2 separate regions of the Homo sapiens genome follow, and region 2 is linked to region 1. A link is an interaction called in ENCODE POLR2A ChIA-PET data of the cell type or tissue named here. Cell type or tissue: OCI-LY7. All regions are shown on one strand. Links, peaks and the distances in the headings refer to the core of each region. The heading gives the core; the rest is flanking DNA. Region 1 has its middle 30 kb from the start of ERGIC3. Region 2 overlaps NFS1 (NFS1 cysteine desulfurase).

What was found. ChIA-PET counts read pairs that join two places held together with the same protein. Peaks named below come from ENCODE experiments on the same cell type or tissue, not always from the same donor. Only the 100,000 strongest peaks of a DNase experiment are listed, where the experiment ranks them.
Region 2: POLR2A ChIA-PET joins it to region 1 with 9 read pairs; 3 of 35 experiments call an interaction of 5 or more read pairs at or near these places.

Annotation. Positions count from the first base shown.
Region 1 is chr20:35,565,770-35,578,421 of GRCh38, reverse strand. It overlaps the pseudogene FER1L4. Among named protein-coding and RNA genes, the nearest start is that of ERGIC3, 30 kb to the right of the region's middle. RefSeq lists a silencer at 1,254-1,416. In OCI-LY7, for the core only: no CTCF peak of the experiment used is centred there; no DNase peak of the experiment used is centred there.
Region 2 is chr20:35,675,093-35,687,744 of GRCh38, reverse strand. NFS1 (NFS1 cysteine desulfurase) reads left to right here. Exons shown (of 13, transcript NM_021100.5): 6 at 5,764-5,857; 7 at 6,874-7,008; 8 at 12,543-12,652. Among named protein-coding and RNA genes, the nearest start is that of RBM12, 17 kb to the right of the region's middle. In OCI-LY7, for the core only: no CTCF peak of the experiment used is centred there; no DNase peak of the experiment used is centred there; H3K27ac peaks cover 391 bases.

The DNA.
Region 1 (12,652 bases), core at 5,184-9,183:
GCCAGGCGCGGTGGCTCACGCCTGTAATCCCAGCGCTTTGGGAGGCCAAGGCGGGTGGATCACGAGGTCAGGAGATTGAGACCATCCTGGCTAACATGGTGAAACCCCGTCTCTACTAAAAATACAAAAAATATTAGCGGGGCATGGTGGCGGGTGCCTGTAGTCCCACCTACTCAGGAGGCTGAGGCAGGAGAATGGTGTGAACCTGGGAGGCGGACCTTGCAGTGAGCCGAGATTGCGCCACTGCACTCCAGCCTGGGCGACAGAACGAGACTCCCTCTCAAAAAAAAAAAAAAAAAAAAAAGTAAAACGAAACAGGTGAAATTAATTTTAGTAATATATTCAAAATACCATTTCAAGGCTGGGCACAGTGGCTCATGCCTGTAATCCCAGCACTTTGGGAGGCTGAGGCAGGCAGATCACTTGAGGTCAGGAGTTCGAGACCAGCCTGGCCAACATGGCGAAACCCCGTCTCTACTAAAAATACAAAAATTAGCCGGGCGTGGTGCTGGGCACCTGTTAATCCCAGCTATTCTGGAGGCTGAGGCAGGAGAATCGCTTGAACCTGGGAGGTGGAGGTTACAGTGAGCCGAGACTGTGCTCCAGCCTGGGTGACAGAGTGAAACTCTGTCTCTCAAAAAAAAAAAAAAAAAAAAAAAAAACTTCAACAAGTAATCATAAAATTTCTGAGATATTTTACATTCTTGTTTTTTGTACTAAGTATTTAAAAATCCGGTTTTTATTTTATACTTATCGCACATCTTTTTCTTTCTTTTCTTTTTATTTTTAGAGATGGGGTCTTTATCTGTTATCCAGACTGGTCTCAAACTCCTGGGTTCAAGTGATCTTCCCACCTCAGCCTCCCCAGTAGCTAGGACCATAAGTACATACCACTACACTCAGCTAATTACAAACTTTTTTTTTCCTGGGTGTGGTGTTTCATGCCGGTAATCCCAGCACTTTGGGAGTCTGAGGTGGGAGGATCACTCGAAGCCAGGAGTTTGAGAACAGTCTGGGGAACATGGTGAGACACCATCTCTACTAAAAATGAAAACAAGTAGCTGTGCATGGTGGTACACGCCGGTGGCCCCAGCGACTCAAGAGGTTGAGGTGGGAGGATCACTTGAGCCTCGGAGGTTGAGGCTACAGTGAGCCATGTTCACACCAATACACTCCAACCTGGGCTACACAGCAAGAGTCTGTCTCAAAAATAAATAAATAAAAATTAAAAAGCATTTATTTCATAGAGACAGGTTCTCACTGTGTTGTTCAGCCTGATCTCGAACTCCTGGCCTCAAGTAGTCACCTCAGTCTCCCAAAGTGTTGGGATTCCAGGCATGAGCCACCAAGCCTGGCCACTTACAGCACATTGCAATTCAGACTAGCCACGTTTTGACTGCTCAGTAGCCACGTGTGGCTGGTGGTGACTGCCCTAGACAGGGCAGGCTGGATGATAAATTGGAGCTTTAAAAATGCAAGTGGCATACACAGTGGGAACTTGAGTGAAGGTTTCCCAACTCTCCTGGAAAAGGGGGTAGACTAAGGGGTTGAAGGGGATGGGGAAGAATCTCTGGATCTGCTCTTTAATTTCAGCACAACTTTGATGAAGATGAAATGGATGATCCTGGAGATTCAGGTAACAGATTGGGCTTTTTGCTCTGGTTCCATCTGCCCATCCCCTACCCACCCAGATATTTCTGACTGGGGCATTTTTGCTGTTTCCAGATGGGGTCAACCTCATTTCTATGGTTGGGGAGATCCAAGACCAGGGTGAGGCTGAAGTCAAAGGCACTGTGTCCCCAAAAAAAGCAGTTGCCACCCTGAAGGTGACTGGGTACTGGGAAGAGGAAAGTCTCCTTTGGATTCTGGACATCGGGCTGTTGCTGAAGTCCTTGCCTTTTAGATCTACAACAGGTCCCTGAAGGAAGAATTTAACCACTTTGAAGACTGGCTGAATGTGTTTCCTCTGTACCGAGGGCAAGGGGGCCAGGATGGAGGTGGAGAAGAGGAAGGATCTGGACACCTTGTGGGCAAGTTCAAGGTACATTTGGGGAAGGAAAGCGGAACCAGGGAGCCCAGGTGGGGATTCAGGAGGACAATTATCTTACCAGAGCTTTTTCTGTCTCCCCCCAACTCAGGGCTCCTTCCTCATTTACCCTGAATCAGAGGCAGTGTTGTTCTCTGAGCCCCAGATCTCCCGGGGGATCCCACAGAACCGGCCCATCAAGCTCCTGGTCAGAGTGTATGTTGTAAAGGTGAGTCTCCATAGCCCTGGCACGCCTCCAACTATAGCTAAGGTAATGTACACAAAACCTACAGAAGGAAGGCTTTGGGAGGAACCTCGTGATCACAGAGTTCAAGTTCTTCATTTTTCAGGTGAGAAATTGAATCCACAAATTTAGGAGATCCCCTAGGGTTATAAAGCATGTTCATGGCAGAACCAGAATTGGGAGTTGGTCTCCTGACCCCTGTTTGTAGTTCTAGTCCTGTAGAATGGCACGTATAATTCTAGGATGAGAACAGGGCTGAATCTCAGGCTTCAGAAGGCTTGTTACCAAATACCTTTGTCCAACTTTGTCCATTGGTGCAGTTTTCATACTGAGTTCAGCAGGGCCTTGAAGTATTCTTAAAGATATCTCGGAGCCGGTTGTGGTGGCTCACGCCTGTAATCCCAGCACTTTGGGAGGCCGAGGCGGGTGGATCACGAGGTCAAGAGATCGAGACCATTCTGGCCAACCAACATGGTGAAACCCCATCTCTACTAAAAATACAAAAATTAGCTGAGCATAGTGGCTCATGCTTGTAGTCCCAGCTACTCGGGAGGCTGAGGCAGGAGAATCACTTGAACCCAGGAGGCGGAGGTTGCAGTAAGCCAAGATTGCGCCACCACGCTCCAGCCTGGGTGACGGAGCGAGACTCCGTCTCCAAAAAAAAAAAACAAAAAAGAAAGTGAGTGGCAAAGGGATGGAACGAAAGGGGGAAAGGGGTCAGGGTTGCGAGAATGAGGACAAAAATGACACTTCTCAAAGTAGATCTTTTTGTATACCTCTGACTCTTAGAACTGTAGCAGTGTTTCACATGCCCCTACAATAGACAGAAAATTAAAAGCAATCACAGTGTTGAGGAAACCTAACATGGAATACAAACACTAACAAATGACCCTCACTGTATTACAAATGAACAATATAACCACACTGAAGGAAGTGAAGAACAAAACCAAGTAACTCTGGAAAACAGTAATTTGACAGGGCTCTATAAAACTCTAGATGGGCCTGGTGCAGTGGCTCACACCTGTAATCCCAGCACTTTGGGAGGCCAAGACAGGAGGATCACTTTAGCCCAGGAGGTCAAGACCAGCCTGGGCAACAAAGTGAGACTCCATCTCTACAAAAGATTAAAAAACTAGCTGGATGTGGCTGGGTGTGGTGGCTCATGCCTGTAATGCCAGCACTTCAGGAGGCTGAGGCAGGTGGATTGCCTAAATTGGGTGGATCGCCTGAGGGTCAGGAGTTTGAGACCAGCCTGGCTAACAGGGTGAACCCCGTCTCTACTAAAAATACAAAAATTAGCTGGGCATGGTGGCACGTGCCTGTAGTCCCAGCTGTTTTGGAGGCTGAGGCAGGAGCATTGTTTGAAGCTGGGAGGAGGAGGTTGCAGTGAGCCAAGCTTGTGCCACTGCACTCCAGCTTGGATGACAGGGAGAGAGCTTGTCACAAAAAACAAAAACAAAACAAAAAACCAACTAAACTAAAGATAAAGAGAGCTGAACATAAATGCTGTCATCTAGTTAGAAGTATGTGTTAGCAATTCTGAAACTATATTATGTGTATACTGGTATACATGAATAAGTAAACTATATTGTAGATAATGAGAACCAGGTTTCTTACTGTTGGAGAAAGAAGTTACAGATAAGGAAAGGGGATTAAATGAATGCTGTGGTATTAGATCAGAAACAGAAGTATCTGTATAAACTCATGTTTTTAAATATACACAGATGGAAAGATACAGAAATATAGATATGTGTATATATATGTGGATTATGTTATTCATGTTTGCTATCTCCGTTTGCTGAGAAGGCCTAGAATCAACAACATCCTAGTAGCAGTGAGCAAACCAGGTGCCCAGATTTTGGTTTCTAAAAACCATTATTTAATAAAAGGATTAAGGACTCCTTGGAGTTGATTCCAGGACTAGGACTGGGAAAATATAAGTCAAATCTGGAGCATCTTGTGGGGCAGGAGTAAGGAAGTGCTCAAAAAAGGATGGGGGCTTGATGAAAGAATGAACACAGGAGCCAACCTGAAGGAGCTCCTAATGGTTAAGACTTGAAAAATTGGGGCAACAGAATAAGTAATGAGGCTGGGCACAGTGGCTTTCGCCTGTAATCCCAGCACTTTGGGAGTCTGAGGCCAGGGGTCCAAGACCAGCCTGGCCAACATGGTGAAACCCTGTCTCTATTAAAAATACAAAAATTAGCTGGGTGTGGTGTCAGGCACCTGTAATCCCAGCTACTTGGGAGGCTGAGGCAGGAGAATTGCTTGAACCTGGGAGGTGGGGGTTGCAGTGAGCCAGGATTGTGCCATTGCACTCCAGCCTGGGCAACAAGAGCAAGATTCTGTCTCAACAACAACAAAAGTAATGATAGTATTGGATATTCAGACTTTCTTTTTTCTTCTTTTCTCTCTCTCTAGCTCTTTTTTTTTTTTTTTTTTGAGACGGAGTTTCGCTCTTGTTGCCCAGGTTGGAGTGCAATGGCACTGTCTTGGCTCACTGCAACCTCTGCCTCCCAGGTTCAAAGGATTCTCCTGCCTCAGCTTCCCAAGCAGCTGGGACTGCAGGCATGTGCCACCATATCCTGCTAATTTTGTATTTTTAGTAGAGACAGAGTTTCTCCATGTTGGTCAGGCTGGTCTCAAACTCCCGACCTCCGGTGATCCGCCCGCCTGGGCCTCCCAAAGTGCTGGGATTACAGGTGTGAGCCACCGTGCCCAGCCTGCCTTCTTTTTTTGTTGTTGTTTTGAGATGGAGTCTTACTCTTGTTGCCCAGGCTGGACTGCAATGGCACAATCTCAGCTCACTGCAACCTCCACCTCCTGGGTTCAAGTGATTCTCCCACCTCAGCCTCCGGAATAGCTGGGACTATAGGCACACACCACCATGCCTGGCTAATTTTAGAGATGGGGTTTCATTCACCATGTTGGCCAGGCTGGTCTCAAAGTTTTGACCTCAAATGATCCGCCTGCCTCATTACAGGCGTGAGCCACTGCACCCAGCTCTCTGTCTCCTCCTAATGCTCCCATTATACGTGTGTTGGTGTACTTAATGGTGTTCCACATTTGTTTGAGGCTCTATTTCATTTTTCTTTTTTCTCTTTTCTCTCTGTTCTTCAGCTTACATAATCGCTTTTGATCTAGCTTCAAGTTTGCCAATTCTTTCTTCTGTTCAAATCTACTATTGAGCCTCTCTAGTGAATTTTAAATTTTAGTTATTGTACTTTTCAACTCAAGAATTTTCATTTGGTTCTTTTTAAAAAAATGTATGGCTTGGCTGGGTGTGGTGGCTCATGCCTGTAATCCCAGCACTTTGGGGGGCTGAGGCGGGTGGATCATGAGGTCAGGAGACGAGACCATCCTGGCTAACACGGTGAAACCCCGTCTCTACTAAAAAAAATACAAAAAATTAGCTGGGTGTGGTGGCATGTGCCAGTAGTCCCAGCTACTTGGGAGGCTGAGGCAGGAGAATTGCTTGAACCTGGGAGGCAGAAGTTGCAGTGAGCTGAGATCACACCACTGCACTCGAGCCTGGGTGACAGAGTGAGATTCTCTCAAAAACAAAAAAAAAAATGTATATCTCTTTATTGATATTCTCTATTTGATGCAACGTTATCATCATACCTTCCTTTACTTCTCTAATCAAGCTTGCCTTCAGTTCTGTGAACATGTTTACACTGGCTACTTTGAAATACTTTCCAGTCGGCCGGGCGCAGTGGCTCACGCCTGTAATCCCAGCACTTGGGAGGCCGAGGCAGGCAGATCATGAGGTCAGGAGATCGAGACCATCCTGGCTAACATGGTGAAACCCCATCTCTACTAAAAATACAAAAAATTAGCTGGGCATGCTGGTGGGCACTGTAGTCCCAGCTACTCGGGAGGCTGAGGCGGGAGAATGGCCTGAACCCAGGAGGCGGAGCTTGTAGTGAGCCGAGATTGTGCCACTGCACTCCGGCCTGGGCGACAGAGCAAGACTCCGTCTCAAAAAAAAAAAAAAAAAAAAAAAAAAAATATATATATATATATATATAGATAGATAGATAGATAGATACATACATACATACATACATACATACACACACACACACATACATACTTTCCTGTTAAGTTCAACATTGTGTTGCTCTCACGGGCATTTTTTGGGGGGTGGATGGAAAAATAATTTTTCTATTTCTTTGCAGGCCTCATAATTTTTTGTTGGAAACAGCATTTAGATAATATATGATAGCAACTCTGGGTACTGAGGTTTCTTGTTATTTGCTTGTTTATTTGTTTAGTGACTGGCTGGATTATTTTAGCAAAGTCTATTTCCCATCCCCTGTGTTAGATCACTGATGTTGCTACTCTGGCAGGTGCAGCTTTGGATATACCACTGTCACCCTAGGATGACAGTGGTACTGGTAGGGCCCTCTTGCATTCTTTTCCCTGACCACACCCAGTTAAGCTCTACTTATTGCTCTGTCATTTGCAGTAGTATCCTGGGAGCATAAAATCCTCTACAAATAAATCTAATCAAATGGTGGCTCTTTCCAATGAATACTTTCTGAGGTTAGTGTTTGATATTTGTTTTAACCCCAGGAGAGCTCCTCCCAGCTGTCTTATCCTTTGGCTCTCCCCTGTAAAATAGATACAGCCTGTAGTCTAAGCTGTATCTTCATTACATCCACGAATCTCCTCCCAATCCCTTCACTACAACGTCCACTTTTTTTTTCTTCTTTAGACACAGTCTCACTCTGTTGCCCCAGCTGGAGTGCTGTGGCACAGTCTCGGCTCACTGCAACCTCCGCCTCCTGGGTTCAAGCAATTCTCTTGCCTCAGCCTCCCGAGTGGCTGGGATTACAGGCGCCTGCCACCACATCCAGCTAATTTTTTGTATTTTTAGTAGAGACAGGGTTTCTCCATGTTGGTCAGGCTGGTCTTGAACTCTTGACCTCATGATCCGCGCCCCCCCCTTGGCCCCCCAAAGTGCTGGGATTACGGGCATGAGCCACTGTGCCCGGCTGAGACCCTATCTCTACAAAAAAATTTAAAAGTTAGGCCAGGTGCAGTGGCTCACCTCTGTAATCCCAGCACTTTGGGAGGCCAAGGTGGGCAGATTACCTGAGGTCAGGAGTTTGAGACCAGCCTGGCCACCATGGTAAGACCCCAATGCTCTACTAAAAATACAGAAATTAGCAGGGCATGGTGGCATGTGCGTAGTCCCAGCTACTAGGGAGGCTGAGGCACGAGAATTGCTTGAACCTGGGAGGCAGAAGTTGCAGTGAGCTGAGATCATGCCACTGCACTCCAACCTGGGCGACAGAGCTAGACTCTGTCTCAAAAAAAAAAATAAAAAATAAAAACAAAATAAAAATTACCTGGACGTGGTGGTTCCTGCTTGTTGTCCCAGCTACTCAGGAGGCTGAGGTGGGAGGATTGCTTGAGCCACTGAGGATGCAGTGTGCCAGAAAAAAAGGAAGAAAACTTACTTATTTTTGAGATAGTCTTGCTCTGTCGCCCAGGCTGGAGTGCAGTGGTGCAATCTTGGCTTACTGCATCCTCCACCTCCTAGGTTCAAGCAATTCTCCTGCCTCAGCTACCTGAGTAGCTGGGATTACAGGTGCCTGCATCCACGCCTGGCTGATTTTTCTATTTTTTAGTAGAGACAGGGTTTTGCCATGTTGGCCAGGCTGGTCTTGAACTCCTGGCCTCAAGTGATCCACCCACCTCGGCTTCCCAAAGTGCTGGGATTACAGCCATGAGCCACCATACCTGGCCAGAAAACCTGAATAGTACTATAAGTATTAAAAGAAATTGTGTCAGAAACTCCAGACCAAATGGTCTCAGCAGCAGTTTCCACCAGTTATGGATGAAACAATTTTAATCTTACACAAACCATTTCAGAGAATATAAAAAGAAATACCCCAGTTAATTCCATGAGGGTGGCATAATGTTGATGCAAAACCTGAGAAGAATGACATGAGAAAGTATAATTCTAGGCCAGTTTCACTCACAAACATTTATTCCACAGGTATTTCTTGCATTTTTTTTTCTTTTTTTTTTTTTTTTGAGACGGAGTTTCGCTCTTGTTGCCCAGGCTGGAGTGCAATGGCGCAATTTCGGCTCACTGCAACCTCCGCCTCCTGGGTTCAAGCGATTCTCCTGCCTCAAGCTGGGGTTTACAGGCATGCACCACCACACCCAGCTAATTTTGTATTTTTAGTAGAGACAGGGTTTCTCCATGTTGGTCAGGCTGGTCTCAAACTCCCGACCTCAGGTGATCTGCCCGCCTTGGCCTCCCAAAGTGCTGGGATTAGAGGTGTGAGCCACCGTGCCCGGCCTTTCTTGCATTTTTTATGAGGTACTAGGCAGTGTTCTGGGTACTGGTGATAAAAAGCAGTGAGTAAAACAGATGAAAATCAGTGCCCTCGTGAACTTTACATTCTAGTGAAAAGAGATGAACAATAACCATAATCAATAAGTAAATTATATAGCTTACGGGCTGGGCATGGTGGCTCACGCCTGTAATCCCAGCACTTTGGGAGTCTGAGGAGGGGGCAGATCACCTGAGGTCAGGAGTTCGAGATCAGCCCGAACTCCTGTCTCTACTAAACATACAAAACCCGTCTCTACTAAAAATACAAAAATTAGCCAGGCCTGGTGGCACATGCCTGTAGTCCCAGCTACTCAAGAGGCTGAGGAAGGAGAATTGCTTTAACCCAGGAGGCAGAGGTTGCAGTGAGCTGAGACCACACCACTGCACTCCAGCCTGGGCGACAAGAGCGAAACTCCATCTCAAAACAAAAAAAAGTTATATATCTTATTTATATGTTAGAAAATTATAAGTGCTGTGGAGAAAATATGTCAGGATAAAGGGATGGGGGAGTGCTGGGGGTGGGTTGCAAATGGATGGTCGGAGTTGATAGACCTCAATAAGACTTTTTTTTTTTTTTTGGTAGAGACGAGGTCTTGCTATGTTGCCCAGGCTGGTCTCGAACTACAAAATGCTGGATTACAGGAATGAGCCACCATGCCCGGCTGAGAAAGTGTTATTTAAACAAATACTAGAGTTGGGCACAGTGGCTTCCACCTGTAGTCCCAGCTACTAGGAAGGCTGAGATGGGAGGATTGTTTGAGCTTGGGAGGTTGAGGCTATAGTGAGCTGTGATGCCACCACTGCAGTTCAGCCTGGGTGACAGAGAGAGACCCTGTCTCTTAAATACACACTAGGAGGGGGCCAAGGAGTTATCCAGGTGGCTACCTGAGGGAGAAAGCATTCCAGGCAGAACAGCTGGTACAGAGGCCATCAGGTAGAACCATGACTCGTGTGTGACAAACAACAAGGGGCCCCTTGTGGCCGTAGCAGGCAGGATAAATGAACAGGTTTTAGGAATTAAGGCTTCAGAGGAAATGGAGCAGTGATGGGCAGAGAAAGCAGATCATGTTGGGTTTTGTTATTCACTTTATTCTGAATTACATGGGAAGCCATAGGAAGGTTCTGAGCAAAGGAGTGCCAGAATATAACTTACATTTTCTTTTTTTTTTTTTTTTTTTTTGAGACAGAGTCTCGCTCTGTCACCCAGGCTGGAGTGTAGTGGTGCTATCTTGGCTCACTGCAACCCTTTCCTCCTGGGCTCAAGCGATTCTCCTGCCCCAGCCTCCCAAGTAGCTGGAATTACAGGCGCTCGCCACCACGCCTGGCTGATTTTTATATTTTTAGTAGAGACAGGGTTTCGCCATGTTGGCCAGGCTGGTCTCAAACTCCTGACCTCAGGTGATCCACCCGCCTAGGCCTCCTAAAGTGCAGGGATTACAGGCATGAGCCACTGCTCCTAGCCTTTATTGTCCTTTTAAAAAAATGAATGTCAGGCCAGGCGCAGTGGCTCATGCTTGTAATCCCAGCACCTTGGGAGGCTGAGGTGGGCGGATCACGAGGTCAGGAGTTCGAGACCAGCCTGGCCAACATGGTGAAACCCAGTCTCTACTAAAAATACAAAAAATTAGCCGGGCGTGGTGGCAGGCGCCTGTAATCTCAGCTACTCAGGAGGCTGAGGCAGGAGAATCGCTTGAACCCTGGAGTCAGAGGTTGCAGTGAGCCGAGACCGCGCCACTGCGCTCCAGCCTGGGTGACAGAGCGAGTCTCTGACTCAAAAAAAAAAAAAAAAGAAAAAGAAAAAATTAAGATCATCTTAGTGGGTATAAAGTGGTATCTAATTGTGGTTTTGATTTGTTTCCTAATGACACTGAACAGTCTTCATGTGGTTTTTAGAACTTTGTATATCTTGGAGACATGTCTAAAGTCCTTTGTCCGTTTTAAAATTAGATTGTTGTTTTGTTGTTGAGTTGTAGGAGTTCTTTGTATATTCTGGCTACTAGATTTTTATATGGCTTGCAAATATTTTCTCACTTTCTACGTTGTCTTTTCACTCTATTGATAGTGTCCTTTAAAGCAAAAGAGATTTTAATTTTGATGAAGTCTATTTTTATTTCTTTTATTGACTGTGCTTTTTGGTTATAGCTAAGAAACCTTTGCAAAATCCAAGGTCATGAAGACTTTTGCCTGTTTTCTGCTGTGAGTTTGAGTTTTGACTCTCATGTTTAAGTCTGTGATCCATTTGGGGTTAGTTTTTGTATCTAGTGTGAGGTGAGGGTCTGACCTCATACTTTTGTATGTGACTGTCCAGTTGTCTCAGCTCCATCTGTTGGAGAGATGGTTCTTTTCCCATTGAATGGTCTAGGTACCCTTGTTGAAGATCAATTGACCATAGATATGTGGATTTCTTTCTGGACTCTCAGTTCTATTCTACTGATCTATGTTTATGCCACTACCATACTCCTTTATTACTGTCTCTGCAGTAAATTCGCGGGTTTTTTTTTTTTTGAGACAGGGTCTCACTCTGTTGCCCAGGGTGGGGTGCAGTGGCATGATCACGGCTCCCTGCAGCCTTGACCTCCCAGGCTCAAGCGATCCTCCCACCTCAGCCCCCACAAGTAGCTGGGACTACAGGCGCATGCCACCACACCCAGCTAATTTTTTCTATTTTTTAGTAGAGACAGGATTTCACCATGTTGCCCAAGCTGGTCTCGAACTCCTGAGCTCCTGCCTGTCTTAGCCTCCCAAAGTACTAGGATTATAGCCATGAACCACTGAGCCGAGCCAGCACAGGAAATTAAGGCTTGACTGAGTATCTCTAAGTAGGATTTGGACAGGACAAGAGAAGAAAGAGATTTCAAAGAATAAAATTAATATGTAATCACAAGGAGAAAAAAAGCTTTGCCTTTATGAAGACTGCATTCTAGTAGGAGAAACAAACATTAACAAAATAAGTAAATGTTTCAGTGCGTTAGAGAGGCATAAGTGTGGCCAGGCGTGATAACTCACGCCTGTAATCCCAGCACTTTGGGAGGCTGAGCCAGGCGGATCACCTGAGGTCAGGAGTTTGAGACCAGCCTGGCCAGCATGGTGAAATCCGTTCTCTACTAATAATACAAAAATTAGCCAGGTGTGGTGGCATGTGCCTGTAATCCCAGCTACTCGGGAGGCTGAGGCAGGAGAATCCCTTGAACCTGGGAGGTAGAGGTTGCAGTGAGCCGAGATCATGCCATTGCATTCCAACCTGGGCAACAGAGCGAGACTCTGTCTCAGGGAAAAAAAAAAAAAAAAAAAAGAAGAAAGCATAAGTGCTATGGAAAATATAAATACCAAAAAAAAATCAAGTTGGCACAGTGGCTCATGCCTGTAACCCCAGCTACTCAGAAGGCTGAGGTGGGAGGACTGCTTGATGCCAGGAGTTCTCGAGACCAGCCTGGGCAACAGAACAAGACCCAATCTCTAAATTAAAAAGATGTAAAGATCATCATAGAGAAAGTACAGATTACCACAATGGAATGACAGTCAGCCCATCAACTTCTCTACAGCAACCAAAAGTGCTGGAAGAAAAATAGAATAATATCTTCAAAGCACTGAGAGAAAAATAACTATCACCCTTGAATTGTGTGTCCCAGGAAACACTCATTCAAGAGAGAAAAAAATGAAAGACCTCTTTAGGCAAACAACAATTGAAAAAATCACCCAACAACTTTCAGTCAAGAAACTACACAGGGCTGGAGGTGCAGAGGCTCACACTGTGTAATCCCAGGACTTTGGGAGGCTGAGGTGGGAAAATCATTTGAGGCCGGGAGTTCAACACCAGCCTTGGCAATGTAGTGTGAGACCCCTGTCTCTATAAAAAGGGGGGGAAAAAAACTACACAGGATGTAATTTCTTTCTTTCTTTCTTTCTTTTTTTTTTTTTTTTTTTGAGACGGAGTCTCGCTCTGTCGCCCAGGCTGGAGTGCAGTGGCGCAATCTCGGCTCACTGCAAGTTCCGCCTCCCGGGTTCACGCCATTCTCCTGCCTCAGCC
Region 2 (12,652 bases), core at 5,036-9,035, 110 kb before region 1:
ACTAGTCCTTTTGTAGGGTCCAGCCCCACAGGGTCGGTGGGTTTTCTCCCCATGTGCAGAGACGAGAGAGCGTAGAAATAAAGACACAAGACAGAGATAAAAGAAAAGACAGCTGGGCCCAGGGGACCACTACCACCAAGGCACGGAGACTGGTAGTGGCCCCGAATGCCAGCCTGCGCTGATATTTATTGGATACAAGACAAAGGGGCAGGGTAAGGAGTGTGAGCCATCTCTAATGATAGGTAAGGTCACGTGGGTCACGTGTCCATTGGACAGGGGGCCCTTCCCTGCCTGGCAGCCAAGGCAGAGAGAGAGAGAGAGAGAGAGAGGAGAGAGAGAGAGACAGCTTACGCCATTATTTCTGCTTATCAGAGACTTTTAGTACTTTCACTAATTTGCTACTGCTAACGAAAAGGCAGAGCCAGGTGTACAGGATGGAACATGAAGACAGACTAGGAGTGTGACCACTGAAGCACAGCATCACAGGGAGACGGTTAGGCCTCCAGATAACTGCGGGCAGGCCTGATGTCAGGCCCTCCACAAGAGGTGGAGGAGTAGAGTCTTCTCTAAACTCCCCCGGGGAAAGGGGGATTCCCTTTCCTGGTCTGCTAAGTAGTGGGTGTTTTTCCTTGACACTGACGCTACCGCTAGACCATGGTCTGCTTGGCAAAGGGCGTCTTCCCAGATGCTGGCGTTACCGCTAGACCAAGGAGCCCTCTGGTGGCCCTGTCCACGCATAACAGAAGGCTCGCCTCTTGTCTTCTGGTCACTTCTCACTATGTCCCCTCAGCTCCTATCTCTGTATGGCCTGGTTTTTCCTAGGTTATGATTGTAGAGCGAGGATTATTATAATATTAGAATAAAGAGTAATCACTACAAACTAATGATTAATGATATTCATATATAATCATATCTAAGATCTATATCTAGTATAACTATTCTTATTTTATATATTTTATTATACTGGAACAGCTCGTGCCCTTGGTCTCTTGCCTCGGCACCTGGGTGGCTTGCTGCCCACACCTTTAGCAACAACCTTCCAGTGTGTCCTGCACATCCTCATCAGACTTTATTTCTAAAGTACTTATTTGGCCTTTTCTCACTTTACTCAAAAATCTTGAGAGATTTCCCATTTCCTTTGACATGAATTATAACTTCATTTTGCCTGATATTCAGAGTTCTTTACATGGTGCCTTTTTAAGCACTTAGAAATTTCTGATGTAATTCACATACCATAACATTCATCTTTTGAAATTATACAATTCACTGGCTTTTAATGTATTCACAGTTTCCAACAATCATCACTGTCATATTCCAGGACATTTTCATCACTTCATAAAAGAAAGCTATGTATTTTTCTTTTGTCATTTGCACTTTTTTTTTTTTTTTTTTTTGAGATGGAGTTTCGCTCTTATTGCCCAGGCTGGAGTGCAATGGCATGCTCTCTGCTCACCACAACCTCCGCCTCCCGGGTTCAAGCGATTTTCCTGCCTCAGCCTTCTGAGTAGCTGTAATCCCAGCACTTTGGGAGGCGGATCACCTGAGGTCGGGAGTTGGAGGCCGAGGTGACCAGTTCATCTGAGGTCAGAAGTTCAAGACCAGCCTGGCCAACATGGTGAAACCCCGTCTCTACTAAAAAATACAAAAATTAGCCGGGTGTGGTTGAGGGCGCCTGTAATCCCAGCTACTTGGGAGGGTGAGGCAGCAGAATTGCTTGAACCCAGGAGGCGGAGGTTGCAGTGAGCCGAGATCGTGCCATTGCACTCTAGCCTGGGTGACAAAAGCAAGACTCCATCTCAAAAAAAAAATAAAGAAAGAATTCATTTTGAAATCCAAGGTCATGGAGTTTTACCCCTGTGTTTCTTTTTTTTTTTTTTTTGCGGGGGGGTACTGAATTTCGCTCTTGTTGCCCAGGCTGGAGTGCAGTGGCGCGATCTCAGCTCATCGCAACCTCCGCCTCCCGGGTTCAAGCAATTCTCCTGACTTAGCCTCCTCAGTAGCTGGGATTATAGGCATGCGCTACCACACCTGGCTAATTTTGTATTTTTAGTAGAGATGGGGTTTCACCATGTTGGTCAGGCTGGTCTCAAGTGCCTGACCTCAGGTGATCCGCCTGTCTCGGCCTCTCAAAATGCTGGGATTACAGGCGTGAGCCACTGCGCCCGGCTGCTATATATATATATATAAAATATTTTATATATATAATATATAATTTTTTTTTATGAGACATGGTCTTGCTCTGTTGCCCAGGCTGGAGTGCAGTGACATGACCTCGGCTCACTGCAGTCTCCGCCTTCTAAGTTCAAGCGATTCTTGTGCCTATGCATCCTAAGCAGCTAGAACTAGAGATGTGTGCCACCACACCTGGCTATATATTTATTTATGAATGAGAGAGGAACTTGCTCTGGAACCACCAAGGCTTACAGCAGCCTTGACCTCCTAGGCTCAAATGATCCTCCCACCTCAGCCTCCTTCCTGAGTAGCTGGAACTATAGGCGCAGGCTATGATGCCCAGCTAATTTTTTTCTTTTTTCTTTTTGTAGAGACAGGGTCTCCCTTGGCCAGGTGCTGTGGCTCATGCCTATAATCCCAGCACTTTGGGGGCCAAGGTGGGTGGATCACCTGAAGTCAGGAGTTCGAGACTAGCCTGGCCAACATGGTAAAACCCCGTCTCTACTAAAAATACAAAAATTAGCCGGGTGTGGTGGTGTCTGCCCATAATCTCGGCTACTCAGGAGGCTGAGGTAGGAGAACCACTTGAACCTGGGAGGCGGAGGTTGCAGTGAGTGAGACCCCGCCACTGCACTCCACCTTGGGAAACAGAGCAAGACTCCATCTGAAGAAAAAAGAGACAGGGTCTCCCTATGTTGCAAGGCTGGTCTCAAACTCCTTGGCTCAAGCTGTCCTCTGACCTCAGCCTCCCAAAGTGCTAGGATTGTAGGTATGAGCCACCATCCCCAGCTATATTTATTTATTTTTTATTTATTTTTTATTGAGATGGGAGTCTTGCTCTGTCACACAGGCTGGAGTGCAGTGGTGTGAACTTGGCTCATTGCAACCTCTGCCACCTGGGTTCAAATGATTCTCCTGCCTCAGCCTCCTAAGTAGCTTGGATTACAGGTGTCTGCCACCATGCTCCACTGATTTTTGTATTTTTAGTAGAGACAGGGTTTCACCATGTTGGCTGGGCTGGTCCAAACTCCTGACCTCAAATGATCCACCTATTTCAGCCTTCCAAAGTGCTGGGATTCCAGGCGTGAGCCACCATGCCCGGCCCTTATTTTATTTTATTTTATTTTATTTTATTTTATTTTATTTTATTTTATTTTATTTATTTGAGATGGAGTCTTGCTCTGTCTCCCAGGCTGGAGTGCAGTGGCGCGATCTCTGCTCACTGCAACCTCCGCCTCCCAGGTTCACGCCATTCTCCTGCCTCAGCCCCTTCCCCAAGTAGCTGGAACTATAGGCGCCCGCCACCACGCCTGGCTAATTTTTTGTATTTTTAGAGATGGGGTTTCACTGTGTTAGGCAGTATGGTCTCGCTCTCCTGACCTTGTGATCCGCCCGCCTCGGCCTCCCAAAGTGCTGGGATTACAGGCGTGAGTCACCACACACAGCCTATTTTATTTTTGAGACAGAGTTTTGCTCTGGTCGCCCCAGCTGGAGTGCAATGGCACAGTGTTGGCTCACTGCAACCTCTGCCTCCCGAGGTCAAGCAATTCTCCTACCTCAGCCTCCCGAGTAGCTGGGATTACAGGCACCTGCCGCCATGCCCAGGTATTTTTGTATTTTTAGTAGAGCAGTGCTTTCACCATGTTGGCCAGGCTGGTCTCGAACTCCTGACCTCAGGTGATCTGCCGAAGTGCTGGGATTACAGGCGTGAGCCACCATACCCAGGTGTGAGCCACCATACCCAGCAATTTCTTTCTTTCTTTTTTTTTTTTTTTTTTTTTTGAGATGGAGTCTCACTCTGTTGCCCAGGCTGGAGTGCATGGAGTGCAGTGGTGCAATCTCGGCTCACTGCAACCTCTGCCTCCCAGGTTCAAGCGATTCTCCTGCCTCAGCCTCCCTAGTAGCTTGGGACTACAGGGCGCGTGCCACCATGCCTGGCTAATGTTTTGTATTTTTAGTAGAGACAAGGTTTCACCATGTTAGCCAGGATGGTCTCGATCTCTTGACTTTGTGATACGCCCGCCTCAGCCTCCCAAAGTGCTTGGATTACAGGTGTGAGCCACCGTGCCTGGCCTTTTTTTAAATTTTTTTGAGACGGAGTCTCACTCTGTTGCCCAGGCTGGAGTGCAGTGGCTTGATCTCAGCTCACTGCAACCTCTGCCCCCCGGGTTCAAGCGATTCTCCTGCCTCAGCCTCTCAAGTAGCTGGGATTACAGGTGCCTGCCACTGCGCCCGGCTAATTTTTGTATTTTTAGTAGAGACGGGGTTTCACCATCTTGGCCAGGCTGGTCTTGAACTTCTGACCTTCTGATCCACCCGCCTCCGCCTCCCAAAGTCCTGGGATTACATTCGTGAGCCACCACACCCGGCTGGCAGTTTCTTTAATTTTGTCATTTCATACTGTCATGTGGATGGAATCATACAGTATGTAACCTTCTGGGATTGGCTTTTTTATTTTTGTTTTTGTTTTTTTGTTTTGTTTTGTTTTGTTTTTTGAGATGGAATCTTGTTCTGTTGCCCAGGCTGGAGTGCAGTGGTGTGATCTCCGCTCACTGCAAGCTCCGCCTCCCAGGTTCACGCCATTCCCCTGCCTCAGTCTCCCAAGTAGCTGGGACTACCGGTGCCTGCCACCACACCCAGCTAATTTTTTGTATTTTTAGTAGAGACAGGGTTTCACTGTGTTAGCCAGGATGGTCTTGATCTCCTGACCTTGCGATCCGCCTGCCTCAGCCTCCCAAAGTGCTGGGATTACAGGCGTGAGCCACCATACCTGGCCTTTCTTTTTTTTTTTTTGAGGCAGAGTCTCACTCTGTCACCCAGGCTGGATTGCAGTGGTGCAATCTCAGCTTACTGCAACCTGGATTTAAGCATTTCTCCTGCCTCAACCTCCGAAGTGGCTGGGGCTACAGGTGTGTGCCACCAGGCCCAGCTAATTTTTGTATTTTTAGTAGAGACAGGGTTTCTCCTTGTTCGCCAGGCTGGTCTCGAACTTCCGATCTCAGGACACCCACCAACCTCAGCCTCCCAAAGTGCTGGGATTACAGGCGTGAGCCATTGCGCCCGGCCTTTATTGGCTTTTTTCACTAATCATAAGTCTTTGGGAATTCATTCACTGCTGCGTGTGCCAGTAGTTTGTTCCTTTTGATTGATAAGTAGTAGTCCATGTTATGGATGTACGAAAATCGTCTGTTGAAGGAATCTGGGTAGTTTCTAGGTTTTTGGTATTACGAATAAAGTTATTGTGAACATTTGTGTAAGATGTTTTGTGAATTTAATTTTCATTTCTCTGGGATAAATGCCCAAGTGTACAGTTACTGGGTTCTATGGTAATTTCATGTTTAGTTTGATGAGAAACAGAAACTGTCAAACTGTTTTCCAAAGTGGCTGTGATATTTACATTCCCACTAACAATGTATGAACCATTCAGAGTCTGTGCATCCTCACCAACATTTTGTGTTGTCACTGTTTTTAGTTAACTATTCAGATAGGTATGTAGTATAAGACTCCTTTTCATGACTAAGTTTGCCTATATTCTGATTTAGGAGGACTTTGTTTGTACTATCTAGTCACCTTACTCCTGCATATCCCTAGGAACTAGAGGCTGCTATCCAGCCAGATACTAGCCTGGTGTCAGTCATGACTGTGAACAATGAGATTGGAGTGAAGCAGCCTATTGCAGAAATAGGTGAGTATCATGGCTTATCCCTGATCCCTGCCCACCATGGGGCTCTGTATGAGGTAGTATACTGAGAGCTGTAATACTCTATGGAGTGTAGTTAGGAAATCAAGGGAAAGCCTAAGTACTTTGTTCAAGGACATTGGAAGTGTCATAGGCAGTATTTGAATCCAGGTCTATTACCATTTTTTTTTTCATTGAGACAGAGTATCACTCTGTCACCTAGGCTGGAGTGCAGTGGTGTGATCTCAGCTCCCTGCAACCTCCTCACTCTGGGTTCAAATGATCCTACCGCCTCAGCCTCTTGAGTAGCTGGGACTACAGGTGTGTACCACTATGCCTGGCTAATTTTTGTATTTTTAGTAGAGATGAGGTTTTGCCATGTTGGCCAGGCTGGTCTTGAACTCCTAACCTCAGGTGATCCGTCTGCCTTGGCCTCCCAAAGTGCTGGGATTACAGGCGTGAGCCACTGCTCCCGGCCAGGTCTAGCACCTTTTATGGTTTTTAATTTTATTGCAGTTGCTGCCAAAACCAACCACAAAACAAAAAAGCCTGCTACTCTTTTTCCTTTTAGAACATCTCTATTCTCCCCACATAGAGATCGCCCTGTAATTTCTTTAGGCACATTAGCACAAAGATCTGTTAATCTTGTTTTTTTTTTTTTATTTTGTTTTGTTTGTTTTTTAATCAAAAGGGATCTAGAAAGTAATCTGACATTTTGAAAGGCTGGTGTTAATGAGGTGGTGAGAATTGTATGCATAAGAATATCACGAGTGTTTCGATCTGGTGCTTTGCCCTTCATCTTTTTTATTCTAAAGAAGGGAAGCTACTGAGACACAGAGAGGGAGGAAGGGGGAAGGGGGAGGAGGGAAGGAAAAGAGGAAGGAGAAGGGGTAGAAGGAGGGAGGGGAGGAGTTTAATATTTACAGGTCATTTACTATTGGAGATAATTCACAGTGCACTGTGGGACTCTGACAGATGACTTTCCAACATTGTGCTGTGGGTCTTCCCCTCTGTTTCCTCAGGGCGGATTTGCAGTTCCAGAAAGGTATATTTCCATACTGATGCAGCCCAGGCTGTTGGAAAAATCCCACTTGATGTCAATGACATGAAAATTGATCTCATGAGCATTAGTGGTCACAAAATCTACGGTCCCAAAGGTACCAGCCCCTTCTAGAGTTCCTTCTCTCTGTACCTTCCAGCAAGACCTTTGATAGATGTTTGTCACAGTCATTTGGGACTACTGTTGCTCTCAGAGGAAGTTGTACATTCAGAGTCCCTTGTAGAATGCAAATGTCATTTAGCAATAGCCAGAAACACTTGCTTGTTTGTAGACCTTAGCAGTTACTATACATCAGGCCATTCTTTCTTGCTCTCTTTAACAAATCCTTAGCAAGCATGTAGATCTTAATTTGGTTGAGGAAAAATGGGTTTTGTCAAATCAAATTTATCTAGATAGGCCCAGCTATCTTGTTTTCCCCACTATGATGTGCAGAGCAACTATTTGAGTCCCTCATTCCCAGTGTCTTGCTATAGCTCAGGGGAAGATTGCATGGGATTTGACATCTCTTTGTGTTCTTTTTTTTTTTCTTGAGACGGAGTCTCGCTCAGTCGCCCAGGCTGGAGTGCAGTGGCGCCATCTCGGTTCACTGCAAGCTCCACCTCCCTGGTTCACGCCATTCTTCTGCCTCAGCCTGCCGAGTAGCTGGGACTACAGGCGCCTGCCACTACGCCCGGCTAATTTTTTTGTATTTTTAGTAGAGACGGGGTTTCACCATGTTAGCCAGGATGGTCTTGATCTCCTGACCTCGTGATCCGCCCGTCTCGGCCTCCCAAAGTGCTGGGATTATAGATGTGAGCCACCAAGCCCAGCTATCTTTGTGTTTATTCTTAGAAGACTTCATAGTCTGTTATCCTGTTAGTCTCTCAAGGATACATGTTTGTTCCCTATGGTCCTATTGGAATGTGTTCAAGCTTGAGTTATGCCTCTTTCCCTTAACCCTTGGGAATAGACTGTTGTCCTCTGTTTTGTGAAGGTAACCATAAAATATAAATATAAAATATAACTCCTCTTTCTCAAGTGAGGGCCTTTTTTGGGTTGATGTCTGTGCTGGTACCCTTTTTATGTCTGCAGGGTGTGTTATCTGGGTGTATACCTTGTGGAAGTAGGTGTAATAGCTTCTGGAATTATGGAAGATGGCGTCTTCTAAGGGTTCCCAGAGGTTGTAGAGTGTTTTTTGTGAGTTATTATTTCAAAAAGCCCAGTAAGCGTTCTGTCTTTTAATAAAATGTTGCTTTTATTGGCTTTTATTGTAGATAAGTCTTTTTGATAAAAACCAATGAACTCAGGCTGGATACCCCATTCTTCATCATGTGCCTATTTCACATTATATGCCTGTATTAAAACATCTCATGGGCTGGGCACGGTGGCTTACACCTGTAATCCCAGCACTTTGGGAAGCCAAGGCGGGCGGATCACGAGGTCAGGAGTTCAAGACCAGCCTGATCAACATGGTGAACCCCCGTCTCTACTAAAAATAAAAAAATTAGCCGGGTGTGGTGGCATGTGCCTTTAATCCCAGCTACTCAGGAGACTGAGGCAGGAGAATCGTTTGAACCCAGGAGCCAGAGGTTGCAGTGAGCCGAGATCACACCACTGCCTGGGCGACAGGCGAGACTCCCTCTCAAAAACAAAAAAAATCTCATGAACTCCATAATATATATACCTCCTGTGTACTCACAAAAATTTTAAAAACAAAAAACCAATGAACTCATTGATCAGAAGCTCTGATCAACACTTACATGTGTACAGGTGTCCCTCATTATCCAACCTCCTGCTTTCCAAGTCCAGAATCTAAATAGATTTAGATAATGTGGCATTCTTCACTGTTCAGACATGGTATTTGAGCACTTGCTGTTTGAATTTGGGAACTGTTTAGACTCAGATAGTATAAGATTCTTGAATTTTTTTAAATGGAGAAATGAAATAATTCTTAATAAATACAGTTTAATACATTATTTTATTCATTTGTTTTATAGGGACAAGGTCTCACTCTGTTGCTCAGGCTGGAGTGCAGTGGTGCTATCCTACCTTGCCACAGCTTCAATCTCCTGGGCTCAAGCAACCCTCCTACCCCAGCCTCACCAGTAACTAGCACTACAGGTGTGCACCAACACGCCTAATTTTTTTTTTTGAGACAAAGTCTTACTCTGACGCCCAGGCTGGAGTGCAGTGGTGTGATCTCGGCTCGCTGCAACCTCTGCCTCCCAGGTTGAAGGGATTCTCCTCTCTCATCCTCCTGAGTAGCTGGGATTATAGGCCCACTGTGCCCGGCCATGCCTGGCTAATTTTTTTTTTTTTTTTTTTTGAGACAAAGTCTCGCTCTTGTCCCCCAGGCTGGAGTGCAATGGTGAGATCTCGGCTCACTGCAACCTCCGCCTCCCGGGTTCAAGCGATTCTCCTGCCTCAGCCTCCCAAGTAGCTGGGATTACAGGTGCCTGCCACCACGCCTGGCTAATTTTTGTATTTTATTTTATTTTTTGAGACGGAGTCTCGCTCTGTCACCCAGCCTGGAGTACAGTGGCGTGATCTTGGCTCACTGCAAGCTCCGCCTCCAGGGTTCACGACATTCTCCTGCCTCAGCGTCCCAAGCAGCTGGGACTACAGGCGCTTGCCACCACGCCCGGCTAATTTTTTTTTTTTTGTATTTTTGTAGAGACGGGGTTTCACTGTGTTAGCCAGGATGGTTTTGATCTCCTGACCTCATGATCTGCCCGCCTCGGCCTCCCAAGGTGCTGGGAATACAGGTGTGAGCCACCACACCCGGCCTAATTTTTGTATTTTTAGTAGAGACAGGGTTTCACTATGTTGGCCAGGCTGGTCTCGAACTCCTGACCTCAGGTGATCCACCCACCCTTGGCCTCCCAAAGTGCCGGAATTACAGGCGTAATCCCGTGCCCGGCCCAATGCCTGGCTAATTTTTAAAACAGTTTTTGTAGAGATAGAGGTTTCACTATGTTACTCAGGCTTGAATTCCTGACCTCAAGCAACCCTCCCGCCTCAGTCTCCCAAAGTGCTGGGATTACAGGCATGACCCACTGCACCCAGCTTATTATTTAAAATCTGGTGTCCTTCATAATCGATTTGGAAACCACTGCCTTAATTTTTATAGTACCTCCATTCTCAGCATAAACAGTTTTTCTGTGTGGGAGAACTGTCAAGTGCCAATTCTATTCAGAAGCCCTGATTACTTGGTGAATAACTTTGCATGCTCATGCTCATATTTTGGCACAAAATTTCTGTAATTCGGCTTGTTTAGTCACAGGTTATACGCATTTTTAAGTTTTTTGTTTTTTTGAGTCAAGGTCTCAGTCTGTTGCCCAGCCTGGAGTGGAGTGAGTGGCACGATCATAGCTCACTGCAGCCTCGACCTCCTAGGCTCAAGTGATCCTCCTGCCTTAGCCTCCAGAGTAGCTGGGACTATAAGTGCATGCCACCATGCCCAGCTAAGTTTTAATTTTTTTTTTTGTAGACACGGGGTCTCACTGTGTTTCTCAGGCTGGTCCCAAACTTCTGGTCTCAAGTGATTCTCCTTCCTTGGCCTCCCAGAATGCTGGGATTGTAGTCATGAGCCACCGTGCTCCACCAAATTGTTTTTAAATTTAAATTTTATTTTGAAAAAGTAATATTCATGTGATTCAAAATTCAAAAGCTACAAAAAAGTGCACAGACAGCCAGGTGCAGTGGCACACGCCTGTAATTGCAGCACTTTGGGAGGCCGAGGCGGGCAGATCATGAGGCCAGGAATTTGAGACCAGCCTGTCCAACATGGTGAAACCCCGTCTGTACTAAAAATACAAAAATTAGCCATGCGTGGTGGCGGGTGCCTGTAATCCCAGCTAATCAGGAGGCTGAGGCAGGTGAATCACTTTAACCGGGAAGGTGGAGGTTGCGGTGAGCTGAGACCGTGCCATTGCACTCCAGTCTGGGCAACAGAGCAAGACTCTTGTCTCAAAAAAAAAGGGAAAAAAAAGGCACAGACAAAAGTCTGCCTCTCACCTCTGACCTCCAGCTATGCAGTTCCCTTCTGGGGAGGTAATTTCTTTCTTGGTTTTTTTTTTTTTTTTTTTTTTTTTTTCTGATTTTCTCTGGTTATTGGGAGGCAATTTCTTGGGTTTTTCTACAATTATCCTATGTGTTTACAAACAAATATATACTTCTCCTCCAGCTTTCTTTTTTATCCAGATGATAGCATACTGTACTCACTGTTTCAATCTTTCATTTTTCACCTAATGGTACATCTTTTTTTTTTTAGACAGAGTCTTGCTCTGTCACTAGGCTGGAGTGCAGTGGCACAATCTTGGCTCACTGCAACCTGTGGCTCCCAAGTTCAGGCGATTCTCCTGCCTCAGCCTCCTGAGTAGCTGGGATTACAGGTGCGTGCCACCACGCCCAGCTAATTTTTGTATTTTTAATAATTACGGGGTTTCACCATGTTGGTCAGGCTGGTCTCGAACTCCTGATTTCATGATCTGTCCGCCTCGGCTGCCCAAAGCACTGGGATTACAGGTGTGAGCCACCGTGTCCAGCCCATAATACATTTTTTTTTTTTAGACGGAGTTTTGCTCTTGTTGCCCAGGCTGGAGTGCAATGGTGCCATCTCAGCTCACTGCAACCTCTGCTTCCCGAGTTCAAGCAATTCTTCTGCCTCAGCCTCCCTAGTAGCTGGGATTACAGGCATGTGCCACCATGCCTGGCTAATTTTGTATTTTTAGTGGAGAAGGGGTTTCTCCATGTTGGTCAGGCTGGTCTCAAACTCCCGAACTCAGGTGATCCACCCACCTCAGCCTCCCAAAGTGCTGGTATTACAGGCGTGAGCCACTGCGCCCGGCCAATACATCTTTGTTTTTTCAAGCTAAAGTACAGACTTTTTTTTGGATTTCACCAGTTTTGTAACAATGTATCTTGGAGATTTTATGGTGTCAGTTCAGAACAAGCTTCTTCTTTTTTTTTTTTTTTTTTTTGGGAGACAGAGTCTTGCTCCATCACTCAGGCTGGAGTGCAGTGGCTTGATCTCAGCTCACTGCAACCTCTACCACCTGGGTTCATCTCATGTCTCAGCCTCCTGAGTAGCTGGGATTACATGTGCCTGCTACCACGCTTGGCTAATCTTTGTATTTTTAGTAGAGAGAGGGTTTCACCATGTTGACCAGGCTGGTTTCTAACTTCTGATCTCAGGTGATCCGCCCGCCTTGACCTCCCACAGTTGGGATTATAGGCGTGAACCACCACACCCGGCCCCCTCATTCTTTTATACACCTGCTTGGTATTTCATTGTATGGACATGCCATAATCTATTTGACCATTACCCTGATGATGGACATCTAAGTTGTTCCCAGTATTTTTGCTATTATGAATAATACTGTAATGTATGATGGCATTTCATATAGCATAGGGAGCTACTTTAAACCATTTTGATCATTACTCCTTCTGGCATTTATCTTCCAGATGTTAAATATTTTACTAAATACTATGCTTTTACTGCTGTTTCTTCTTTTCCTTAACGTTTTTTATTTAGAAAAATTTCATGCTTACAGAAAAGTTGAAGTAATATTTTGATCCCTTTGGAAAGAAATATTTTGTTTTATCTACTTTTCTCTCTTTCTGTTTTTTGTAACAAATTTTGTTTCCCAGGGGTTGGTGCCATCTACATCCGTCGCCGGCCCCGTGTGCGTGTGGAGGCCCTGCAGAGTGGAGGGGGGCAGGAGCGGGGTATGCGGTCTGGGACAGTGCCCACACCCTTA